2 separate regions of the Mus musculus genome follow, and region 2 is linked to region 1. Evidence: chromatin contacts called from ENCODE Hi-C or POLR2A ChIA-PET data. All regions are on one chromosome and are shown on one strand. The core of a region is the stretch at or near the end of the contact, and the rest is flanking DNA. Distances in the headings are between cores, read along the strand shown.

Evidence for each region. Hi-C counts contacts between places; a loop is a spot of excess contacts on that map. ChIA-PET counts read pairs that join two places held with the same protein, here RNA polymerase II (POLR2A).
Region 2: a map of heart shows a loop between it and region 1 (8-fold over the local background). The contact joins the promoter of Pld1 here to the promoter of Fndc3b in region 1. A Hi-C loop is called at or near these places in 5 of 37 maps with a recorded cell type or tissue (all heart). POLR2A ChIA-PET finds 5 or more read pairs at or near these places in 1 of 5 experiments (Patski).

Annotation. Positions count from the first base shown.
Region 1 is chr3:27,708,085-27,713,404 of GRCm38, reverse strand. It overlaps Fndc3b (fibronectin type III domain containing 3B), which reads left to right and starts at 2,953. Exons shown (of 26, transcript NM_173182.3): 1 at 2,953-3,059.
Region 2 is chr3:27,936,008-27,941,327 of GRCm38, reverse strand. Pld1 (phospholipase D1) reads right to left here and starts at 2,648. Exons shown (of 27, transcript NM_001164056.1): 1 at 2,578-2,648.

The DNA of each region.
Region 1 (5,320 bases), core at 1,704-4,203:
ATTCAGGCTCAGGGGCCATTGGTAACTTGTGTGTGGTTAGGATGTCTCTGCTTTTCCTGATGCACTGTGTATATGTATTGGCTACGTGTTCCAAGCATTTACGATGTTTCTTTGCTAGTACTAAACTGGTCTCAGAGGCTGGGCTAAGAGGATGGCTAAACCACGGAGAGGATATATACTGACAGGCATTTTGAAGTTAGTGCACCCTGTATGCATTGACTCTTTCTGAGAGCTGAGACTTGAGACTAGCCCCTATCTTCATCTGGCCTTGGTCTGACCTCTCTTAGCTTCCAGATGGGTTACTAGGAAGGTGTCACCACACCTGTCCACAGTGACTCTTTCGAAGAAAGAAATCCAGTAGATCTGTTGGGAGAAATAGGCAGAGATGTCTGTCCTCCTGTCTATCTTGTCTCCTCTGATCATTGCTTTGCTTGTCAGTCCCTAGATTTAACCTTTCTCCCACTGAAGTTTGCACATTTATCTAGTCCTTCCAGCTTCCCCAGTGCTTTACAATCAATATAGTCATGGCGGGGGGAGGCTCTGTAATCAAAGGACAGTTCTAGGTTGATATAGAGAAAAAGAAGTGAACACCATTCGGCCAAGTGGAAGAGACAAAGGACAGCTTCCAAGCAACATGAGAACGGAAAATAATTAAGGAGAAAACAGCTACGGGCTGGAGGCTGGGAGGGGCCGAGTTGGGATGAGTAAGATGACATTGGACAGAGAGGAGGAAGAAGGCATGCACAAGGGTCAGGAGTGCCTCTGAGAGCTCCGGGAGCTAAACTAGGCTGAAGGGCTTGGCTAGGGGAAGATGGAGAGGCATTGGTCCAAACTCAGACTGCATGGCTAGATCTTGAAGCAAGGGAGCTGAGCTCTGTGGGCATTGGGGAACCCACTGCTTTGAAAGCATGTTTCCTTCCCAGATAGGGCTAAGATCTAAGATTAGAGTTGTATTTTAGAACGATGGGTACAAGAGCCCTTTGGGGACATTGACATGAAAAGTGTCACTGAGGAGAGAGGGTTCAGCTTGGCTGCACTCACTATCTTAAAAATAAAAGAGAATTGTAAATCCCATGAGGAAAAGAACTGTTTGTTAGGGTTCATATGTTTGCTTGGGTTTTAATAAAGTAGTATTTCCTGTTTTTATGTACAACAAGAGTGACAGAACCCTTTTGGTCTTTGTGGAACACTATAATAGTAGATGCTGGTGGAATTATTCAGAATAACTAAGTAACAGAGGAGGGTAAATTATTTGATCTAATATCCCTGCTTCTAGAAATTTTTTTTTTTTAATTTGCGGGCAGTATGGCACAACCCCTTAATCTTTGACAGAGCCTATGCAGCAGGAATATAGTATATATTTAATTCATACACAATCGATAGCTAGTAGATCCTTTTGCATTTGACACATACAATCCAGATAAATGACAAGAAACAGTCTTTAGGGGCAACAAGATAGCTCAGTGTGTAAAGACACTTGCCCACCGTGTCTGACAACCAGAGTTGGAGTCCCAGAACCCGTGTAAGGTAGACAGGACTTTTAAGTTTCTAAAACTCACACAAAAACCATGGCATGTGTATACCTGAGGTCACACACACATTCATTTTTACAATAGAAATAAAGTATGCCCAAACTAAATATTAATAAAAACTAGAAGGAACTGTCTTTAGTCTTTCGAGTAAAGATGTCTAGCCGGAACTGAAAGGGACAATAGACATTTAAATTTTGGTATCATAAAATTTGCTTATGCAAAATGCTGTGGGAAGTTAAAAGAATAAAAAAAAAATCACTGAAAGATTCTTCTGGGAATTACAATTGGAAAAGGAAATATGTGTTATAAGTGAAAAATAACAAGTCAGCTTTAGTAATTACTGAGCAAATACTGCATTTGCAGTGATGATTCCAGAATCTCATTCAGAGTCTCCCAGTTCTCTTCAGCTCAGACAAGAGAAGCCCCGCTGTGTGTAGCCTGGCTTGGCTTATGGTAAAGGGAGGCCTCGCCGAGCTACCGCGAGCTTGCTCTTGTAGTTGCGCGTGTACTGGGAGGCTTACGGCAGTGGGCGGGGCCCGAATCCCCATGTGGTCCCGACATCATTGACATGGCGGAATCCCCCATCAAACCCTCCTGGTAGTTATTTGAGCAGCGGCGGCGGCCGGAGGAGGCGGCGGAGAGCAGCGGCGGGAGCGGCGCAGGGGACGGCGGGGATCCCGCGGGCGGCTGGCTGGGACGGCGTGGGCGACCCGGATTGCGGGCACCCGGAGCCCCGTTTCAGCCTGAGGGGAGGTAAGGCGTGCGGGAGCGGCGGCGGGCTGCCGGGGGACGTGCCACCCACAGTCGCTCTCGGGTCCCTGCGCTTCGGAGCCCGGCCGGACTCCGAGTCTGCACGAGTGCGCTCCCGGCCCCGGAGCACTCGGGGATGCCCGAGGAAAACTTGGCTGCCGAGTCCCGGTCGCGCCCCGACCGCTCGGCTGCCCGAAGCTCCCGGCCGGGTAGGGGGCGACCCCTCCAGCCCCCGCTCGCTCGGGAAGAAAGCGGAGGATGCGGGGCTCGCAGTTCCCCTCCTCCCCGGGCCGTCGCTCCGAGGAATCCGCTCCCCCGCCCAGATCCCCGCGGCAGGACCGCTGCCTGGGAGGGGGAGGGCGCGCGGCCAGGCCGAGGAATCTTCGACGTGTCACTTTGGGAGGCTGTAGATTTCCATATGGTGGAGGGAGGAGGGCGTGCGTGCGCGCAGAGCTGGGATTCGGGGCTGCCTTGGCCCCCTTGGGGGTGCCGGGCTGTGACCCGGGACCCGGGATGCTCGCGGGGAGGGTCCCTGGGCGACCGGTCGCCCCCGCCCCCGCCGGGGCCTCTTGGGGACACTCCCCGCCCGCCTCTGGCCACCTCTGCGCGCCACGTCCTCCCTCCCCGTCCTGCCCCCTGGGCTCCCCCCGGGCTGGGGGCGGGAACCGGCGGCCGCGGCTGGACTCGGCGAGCCAGGCGGCTGCAGGCTCGGGCGGGGGAGCGGGGCGCGGCGGGAAGCAGAGGACGACCCGGTGCGTGTGGGCCAGCGGAGCGCGGGTCAGTCGGTCAGGCTCGAGGGGCGCCCCTGCCGGGGGTGGGGCGGCCGGGAGACCCAGCGGGTGGAATCCGCGCCCCGAGGCGGCGGGCGGGCTGGGCGGGCCGCGGGGACCGTCTGGTTCGGATGGCAGGCAGGAACGAGCTGCCGTGGGAAGGGCCTGTCAGTCCTCGCGGAAAGCGGGGCCCGGGGCCCGGGGCCGTGACCGCCTAGCGTCCCCAGCGCCCGGCCTGGGGAGCCTGGGGGACTCTGCGAGCGTCCCGGGAGACCTGGCTGGGCCGCCGGGCGGCGCCGCTGGCCGGGCGCCTTCCCGGAGAGAACGGCTGGGGTTGGAGATTTTTCGAATCTCGGCTCCCACCCGGCGATCCCAGACGAAGGAAGCACTGGCATTTTATCCAGACAGTGCGGATTGCAGACTTCCTTAAAAGTTACAACTTTTTATTTTCTTTTCTCTCAGGCCCAGCGTTTTCTTTAAACAAAATGTAGAATTTGGCCGCGATGAGGCTGACGCTGGGGCCAAAAATGCACACGTTTATCTCCATCCCGGCTAGTCCCCCTCCCCCTCTTCCCTCCCAGGCTTAATCATATTTTGGAACTGGCGAGGGCTTTTGTTGGGTGGGCACCCTTGATTGCTTGTCTGTTTATTTTTTAATGTGCAACTAATTTGATTTGAATTTCCTCCAGTTTCCAGGCCTTACTAGGAGAAGCTAGGGGAGAGGGAATGTGCCATTTTTTTTTCTTTTTTTTATAAATGTGGCAAGAGGTGGGGCATTGGGAAAGGGGAGGCACCCTGGTTGTGGCAGAGAGTTAGTAGGAGCAGACAGACCCGGAAGAAAAGGAATCCATTCTGGAATAACATTCTTTTTTAAAACAACAACAAAACAGTACAAAAGAAAGTCAGGTTTTGAGCAAAATTTCACTGCTCTGTTCAGATTTGAGTGCGTGGCGCTCCCGCATCTCCAAGTATCGGCTGGGACCCTGGGAACTTGAGTTATGCCACACAGCGCATGCATGCATAGCAACTCTGACCTGGTTTTGTGACTGGTGTGGGGGCTGTTGGTTCGCTCCTCGTTGGAGGCTGACTGTGGATGCAGTAAAGACTGGGTTCAGTAAATTTCCTGGCTCCCTGGGAGCAGCTGTTGAAGAGGGTAAAGTCCCTGGACATGCTTCTGGCCAGGAGGGCCAACCGGAGTTCATGCTTACCGAGACGCGAGATACGCGGCAGCCTGGCTAAAAGTGAGGCCTCGTTGATTATTGTTTTAAAAAGTTGCTCTCTTAGTATTGTCCTTAAACTTGCATGTGCTTTTCAAGCATTTTATTTTGATGCTTATGAGAAAAAGCGTTTGTGTGACAAGATCGTGTTCCTTTAGCATCTGTTAGCACTGTCGAGATCTTGTAGGGTGGGGGCTGGTAGCATCTAATGACAGTATATACAGTTCCAGAAAGACATTTTGGTAATCTTTTAAGACCCTTTAAAAATAGCTGTGATCAGAGCCTGGGATGTTTGGAGGAGCCCGTCTTCTGTCTTCTGGGGCTTCTAAAGGAATGCAGAGCGTGAGCACCAGCACCTCTCCTGGTTGTTTGTTACACTGGCATTTGTGCCCGTTCTGCCCAACTCTTAAAATTCTCATGATCCACCCGGAAGGGTCACTCACACTTAATTGCTTGTAAGGAAAGTTTTTTTGGGCATTGTATTTTGAGACAGGCTTGGGCTGGCCTCTCCAAGCTTGACCTCCTGCCTCAGCCTCCTGGATGTTGGGTGACAGGTATGAACCACATGCCTGTTAGAGCTTGTACTAATAGTATATTCCTTCTTAGATAAACATGTTTTCTGCCTTTTATACATTACTCGATTAAGTTTTGAATATTTTGATTTCAGTTGTAGTAAATGTACGTTTTATAAACAAGGGCGTCTAAGTTCACAGAAATCAAGGTACCAGTAATTCAGAACATGGCTCAGTGGTTTCTCCAGGGATAGAATGGTTCTGTCTAGATTGTCCTCCTGTAGCCAGGAGGCACATGTAATCGAGCGTTTCAAATGTGGCTCCGTGACTCAAGAATTGTTGTTTGAATTTTCCTTTTTTCCAAATTATTTTAAACTTAAATTTGAAACATAGAACTTTTAGACTCCCAAGTCTATTGACCTTCAACTGAGCCATATTGCTTTTTGAATCACCAAGTTAAGTGTATTTCTTTACAATCAGAAGATGTTTTAAGTCTACTTTTTACACACACATACACACACACACACACACACACACAC
Region 2 (5,320 bases), core at 1,399-3,898, 230 kb before region 1:
AATAAACCCCTTCTCTGTTTGTACCTCTAGACAGCTAAACTCGCAAAGTGTTTCCACTACAACTCCCAATCAGCTTACCAACTGACCCTCACATAAGCTTCCTCAACCCATGGAGGTAAAACTTACCAGGCGCCCCCTATCTGGCTATGCCTTCTATGTGTGCTCTTTAAAAGTGCATTTCTTGCTGACAATGTAGCTCAGTTAGTCACGTGCACCCCTAACATGTACAACACAACACCAGGTATGCTGGTGTGTGCATGGGGTCCCAACACTTAGGTCAGGGTGGGGGCAGGATGTTCAAAAGCATAAGTCACCTTCTGCAACCCAGCGAGTTAAAGAGAGGCTCGCCTGAGCTATATAGAAAAAAAAGTGTCTTTCTTGAGCTGGGGATGATAATGCAGCCCTACACTTCCAGCATTTGGGAGGTAGAAGCAAAGGCAGAAAGATGGATAATTCATAGGAATCGCCACCAGCAGAGTGAGTTCCATCCAGGGTCATACAAGAGACTATATAAAATTTCTTTAAAGCTCTGTGAAAAGAATCCAACCTTACTCAGTGAGAAAACTGAAGCTTGCAATGCAGTCTTTATTAATAAGTGTTACTAAACCTTGTAAGGAAGTCGAGAAGTCCTTTGGGAATGGACTGGGGGGAGATGGTAGCACACTGGCAGAGCTGTGCGATCAAACATCTATTTTTAAATTGTAAAGATGGCAAAGTTACGTGTCTATTTTGATAAAATAAAAATAAAACTTAAAATTAAAAAAAAATGAAAAAGGGTAGAAATGGGACTGAAGCGATGGCCCAGCCATTAGGAGCACATCCTGCCTTTCCTTAGCATCTGAGTCCTGTTCACAGCGCCCAGTTTGAGCAACAGCCTCTTCTGGCCTTCTTAGGCACCATATGCACATAACCCACACCCAGGCCAGCATATTCACATCATTAAAAATAAAATAAATCCTTAAAACATGTTGAAATTAGAGGTAGGTGAATTGTCAGTGTAATGCTTTTCTCATACAGAGTTGCATAAGAGCATTCATACTACATACTAAGACCATACACAAATGCATTCTCGGTAAAGGTCTGATGAGCAGGCTGTCCATTAACTAGGCAGTACTCATCTAGTTATCAGTAAATCAATCAACCTAAATGAGCCTGTAGAGAACTTAACACCAGTGTGTGTAAAACGCTGATGCCAGAAACAACACAGCAAGGACACCATCTCCTCAAAACCTTCTCCACTCGCACTATTTATTTGAAAAGCTAATTGTACTGGCTCATAAAAATTCAGATACCCGCTTACATAACCATTTAAAAGGTCCCCACACACCATTTAAAGGCTGCTTACAAATTCAAGCTAAACAGTTGAGTACAAACTCACTCGTGGGCCACAAAGCACGTACTATGGAAAGAGATTCTTGCATAAGTAGGCATAACAGACTAGTTCAAACTAGGCTCTCTGCACCCGTCAGGCTTCCTTGACAGCACCTCTGACAGGTCAGGACTTCTGAATATCTCTCTGAATTTCCTGGGTAGCTAGTCTCCAGAGGCCCTGGGAAGGTCATAAGGAGTTGGCTAAGCTGAAATTGGTGGGCCTGGCTGTCTAAGAGCGCTCTTCGTCCTGTGGAAAGATCTAGAAATGGTCGAATGCAGAAGCTCCTGTGGTCCTTAAGATTATGTTTTGAGCTTCATGAAAGAAGGCCGCTGGCAGTGATCTGAGATTGGGAGGCGGGGGTGAGGAAGGCAAACGTAGGCGTGGCAGGTAGCCCTAGGGTATGGGGGAAAGGGCTGGCCAAATTCTAAGTCTTGACCTGTACTTAAGAGATGGAAGCAGGAGGGCCAGGAATGTCATCCTTGGCTACATAGCCTTTGAGTGCAGCCTGAGCTACAGAAGACTGTTTCAAACAAACCGTCCCATGGCTTAGAGACCTCCTAAGGTCCCTCCCTGACCCGGAACAGTCAGTCCCAAACATCTTGGGTCGGAGCTAAAATAGCAACTGCCTAACACAGGCCTTTCTTTTAATTGCTACCCCTGTCCCTCCTCCACTTCAGCACAGCACATCTTTGGCCCCGAGGCAGCAGCTGTGTGGCTCGGCGCCCGGCACTGTGCTTCAGCTGGACTCTAAGCCACTGGAATGCAGCACTTCCTGGTTGGTCCGGGATGTTGGTGCTGTCGCCATCCCGGTCAGCCCACAGTGCTAAGGAGCTCAGGGAGCGCGGGACGATCTAGCGGGAGCGAACAAATCTACTGAGCCCGGGACCCGAGGAGGTGGGGTGGGGTGCATCCTACAGAGGACGCCCCGGATCTGCAGGGACTTGAGAGTGGAGTGGGGCTAGGACATCAGCAGCTGACCCGGCTCTGCTCTCAGGGTAGCGGTCCTCGCCTGCGGTCAGTGTGCGCGCGGCTCTTGCCAGCGCAGACACTACAGGAATTAAGACTATGGGAGGGACTCCAGGGTTCCCAAGGGAACTTCAGGGACAGGGCTGGTGAGAGGGGCAAGAGAGGCGGGATGAAGCACGAGGACCGCGAACGTCCTGCGGGCTCAGAAGTCCCGCAAGCCTGGCCCCGGCAGCTCCTACCTGCGGGCCTGGGGCGCGGGCACACACTCTGCGGCGGCGGCGACTTCGGGGGTCCCCGCGCAGCTGGCGCAGCTGGGGCCGCGGAAGAAGGGCGGGCGCTGGGACTCGCCGCCCGGAACTCGGCCGGTCTGCAGGGTGGGGCGGGGCGGCGCCGGCCAGCCTCGGTGACAGCCTCTGCCGCCGGCCTTCCTCCATGCCTCGGTTCTAACACTTTCTTCTGTCCAAGTGTCCTAACTCAGCCACAGTTATCCGCGGGGCGCAGGGGCGCACGCAGGCGTTGTTCTTACCAAGTTCACTTCCCTGGTCTCTGAGCCCAATCCTTGTCCAAGACTGGCCCGCAAGTTACAAGCCAACAGCGAGCCAACTGGTGAAATATTCCTGCCCTGAAGTGACTTGCTTAATTAGGGGCTTTGTAGAGGTCAACTGTGGCCTTCCTGCAAATCCCACGGGTAGGTCTTGGTAGGTGTTATTGCCTGTTTATAAGGAAACTGAGGCTGGCAAGTAAAGAACCAGCCTGACCCTAAGCTTGCTGGAGCCAGCAATCTCTTCAGTCCCCAAAACTGCCCGTGCTTGTCCCCCCAGACCCCCCTTCTCTCTCTCTCTCTCTCTCTCTCTCTCTCTCTCTCTCTCTCTCTCTCTCTGTGTGTGTGTGTGTGTGTGTGTGTGTGTGTGTGTGTTGTGGCGAGTGTTCGGTTGGTTAGTTTGAAGTTAGGTCTCTGCTGTATACCTGGTTGGCCATGAAGAACAGGTAGAACTCAAACTACATGATCCTCCTGTCTCAGTCACACATCGCCCTCACACTTCTCACTCCCACTTGCCATCAGTACTGGGTCTAATTCAGAAATGTTAGAGAGAAAAGTAAAAATAAAATGGGAGGAGAACGAGAAAGTCCCATTACCCCGATGGAACTGTCCGCACAGTAACTTTGCCGTTTTAATACACTTAAGAGAGTCGTCATCAAGGGAAATCCAGTGGCTGGGTGGTGTGAATAGCAATCCTTTGGGAATATAATTTTGAACACAAGTCAGTTCCAAAACTGGTTGCACAACACTGCTTCCAGCCAAAACCCAAAGATGCAACAGTTAGTTTCCTGTACATCAAATTGCTGATGCTGTTGGTCTTTTGAAATTGTTTATTGAGTATTATACAGTGAGACAGACCCAGTTACATAATGTCTTACCATGCCCATGGCACTGCATGAAATGAAAAATATAATATTTCTGTCCAGACAGAGGAGGAGTGAAATTATAGCGCGGGGCTCAGTTTTCAAGTAACCTGGAGCTGCCCAGCCCTCCCTGACTGCATTCTTCTCTTTTGAGCACATCTTTCCTAATGATTGCAGAGTCGGGCAGCCGTCACTCTTTCCTTGTTGACAGAAATAATTGATGCCTTTTGAATCCTATGATTCTGACAGATTTTTGCAATTATATGCACAGCCTTCTGAGCAAACAGGGTCTTGCCTAAGAGGGGTTTGGCAAGACTATATAACAAGGAAGTAACTGAAAAGCTGCATATGTCTCCTTCCTCCCTTCCTCCAGTTTATTAATTTCAGATGATTTGATAAGTGTGTGCCTAGGAGTAACCGCACTCTTACAAGCTTGTCTTTAGATGGTGTGAGACATTTGGTTGAGAAGCACCAGGCTGTACAAATTACATCCTGATTTCTTAAAAGTCGTCATTGAAACTTTTGGCATCAACACATAACAATAGGTCTTTCTGTTACTATTGTAATTATAAATAAGACAACTATCATACAATGACTGGAATTCTGCCCCAAAAGGTAGGAAAGTGAAAAGATTACCACAGGTCACCACCCCACAGGGAAGTGAAGCCCTAGCGAACACGCATCTTAGACATACTAGAATCCTGTAGATCATTGTTACACTCCTTGGAGAGTTTGTGATAGCTATTTCTTTTCAGGGGTGTCAAGAAAAACAAACGACCAAGAAGAGGGTTTCCTCCTGTTTGAGCCAGCCTGACCTACAGAGGTAGACACTGGAGTTGGGGCGGGTCAGACTAAGAAACCCTGTCTCGATCTCAAGTCGTGTGGTGTTTAATCTTCATTATCAGCCAGATTAGGCCACTGTGACTGGCTGCCCCAGTCTTATGCCACAGGTCTTTCCTGCCAGGATGGACTGTACACCTCACACTGTGGCCCAAAAGAACCCTTCCTCTCTATAGCTGCTCCTCAGCTAGTGATAGCGATGAGAAAAATAGCTAATATAGAAATACATCTCAAATGTGCAGTTTGATCACACAAGATTTTTTTTCTAAACATGTTCAATACTTCATCTTCTCTTCTGAATATAGGTTTACTTTATAATGTTTGCACCTTTATTTTTGCAAAAATACAAAGTTTTATAGTCCCTTAGAGGAACAATTTTAATGAAAAAATACTTTTTTTTAATGTACAAAACTGAGCATTTTACCTCAACTCATAGCATGGAAGAAAAGCTAAATTGTTTGTTAATATAAAGTTGGGTGGGTGACTTACTTACAGTGTACTGGGGACAACACTGCATAAAATAGATGCAGATGGAGAACGGGAAGCATAGGGTCTATCTCAGGCAATGAGCCCAGTCTTAGCAGAGGTTTATTGCTGTGAAGAGACACCATGACCGTAGCGGCTTCTATGAAGAAAAACATTAAATTGGGGCTGCCTGACTGTTTAGAGGTTTAGTGCGCTATCCTCACATAGGAAGCATGGCAGCCTGCAGGCAGAGCTGATGCTAGCGAAGGAGCT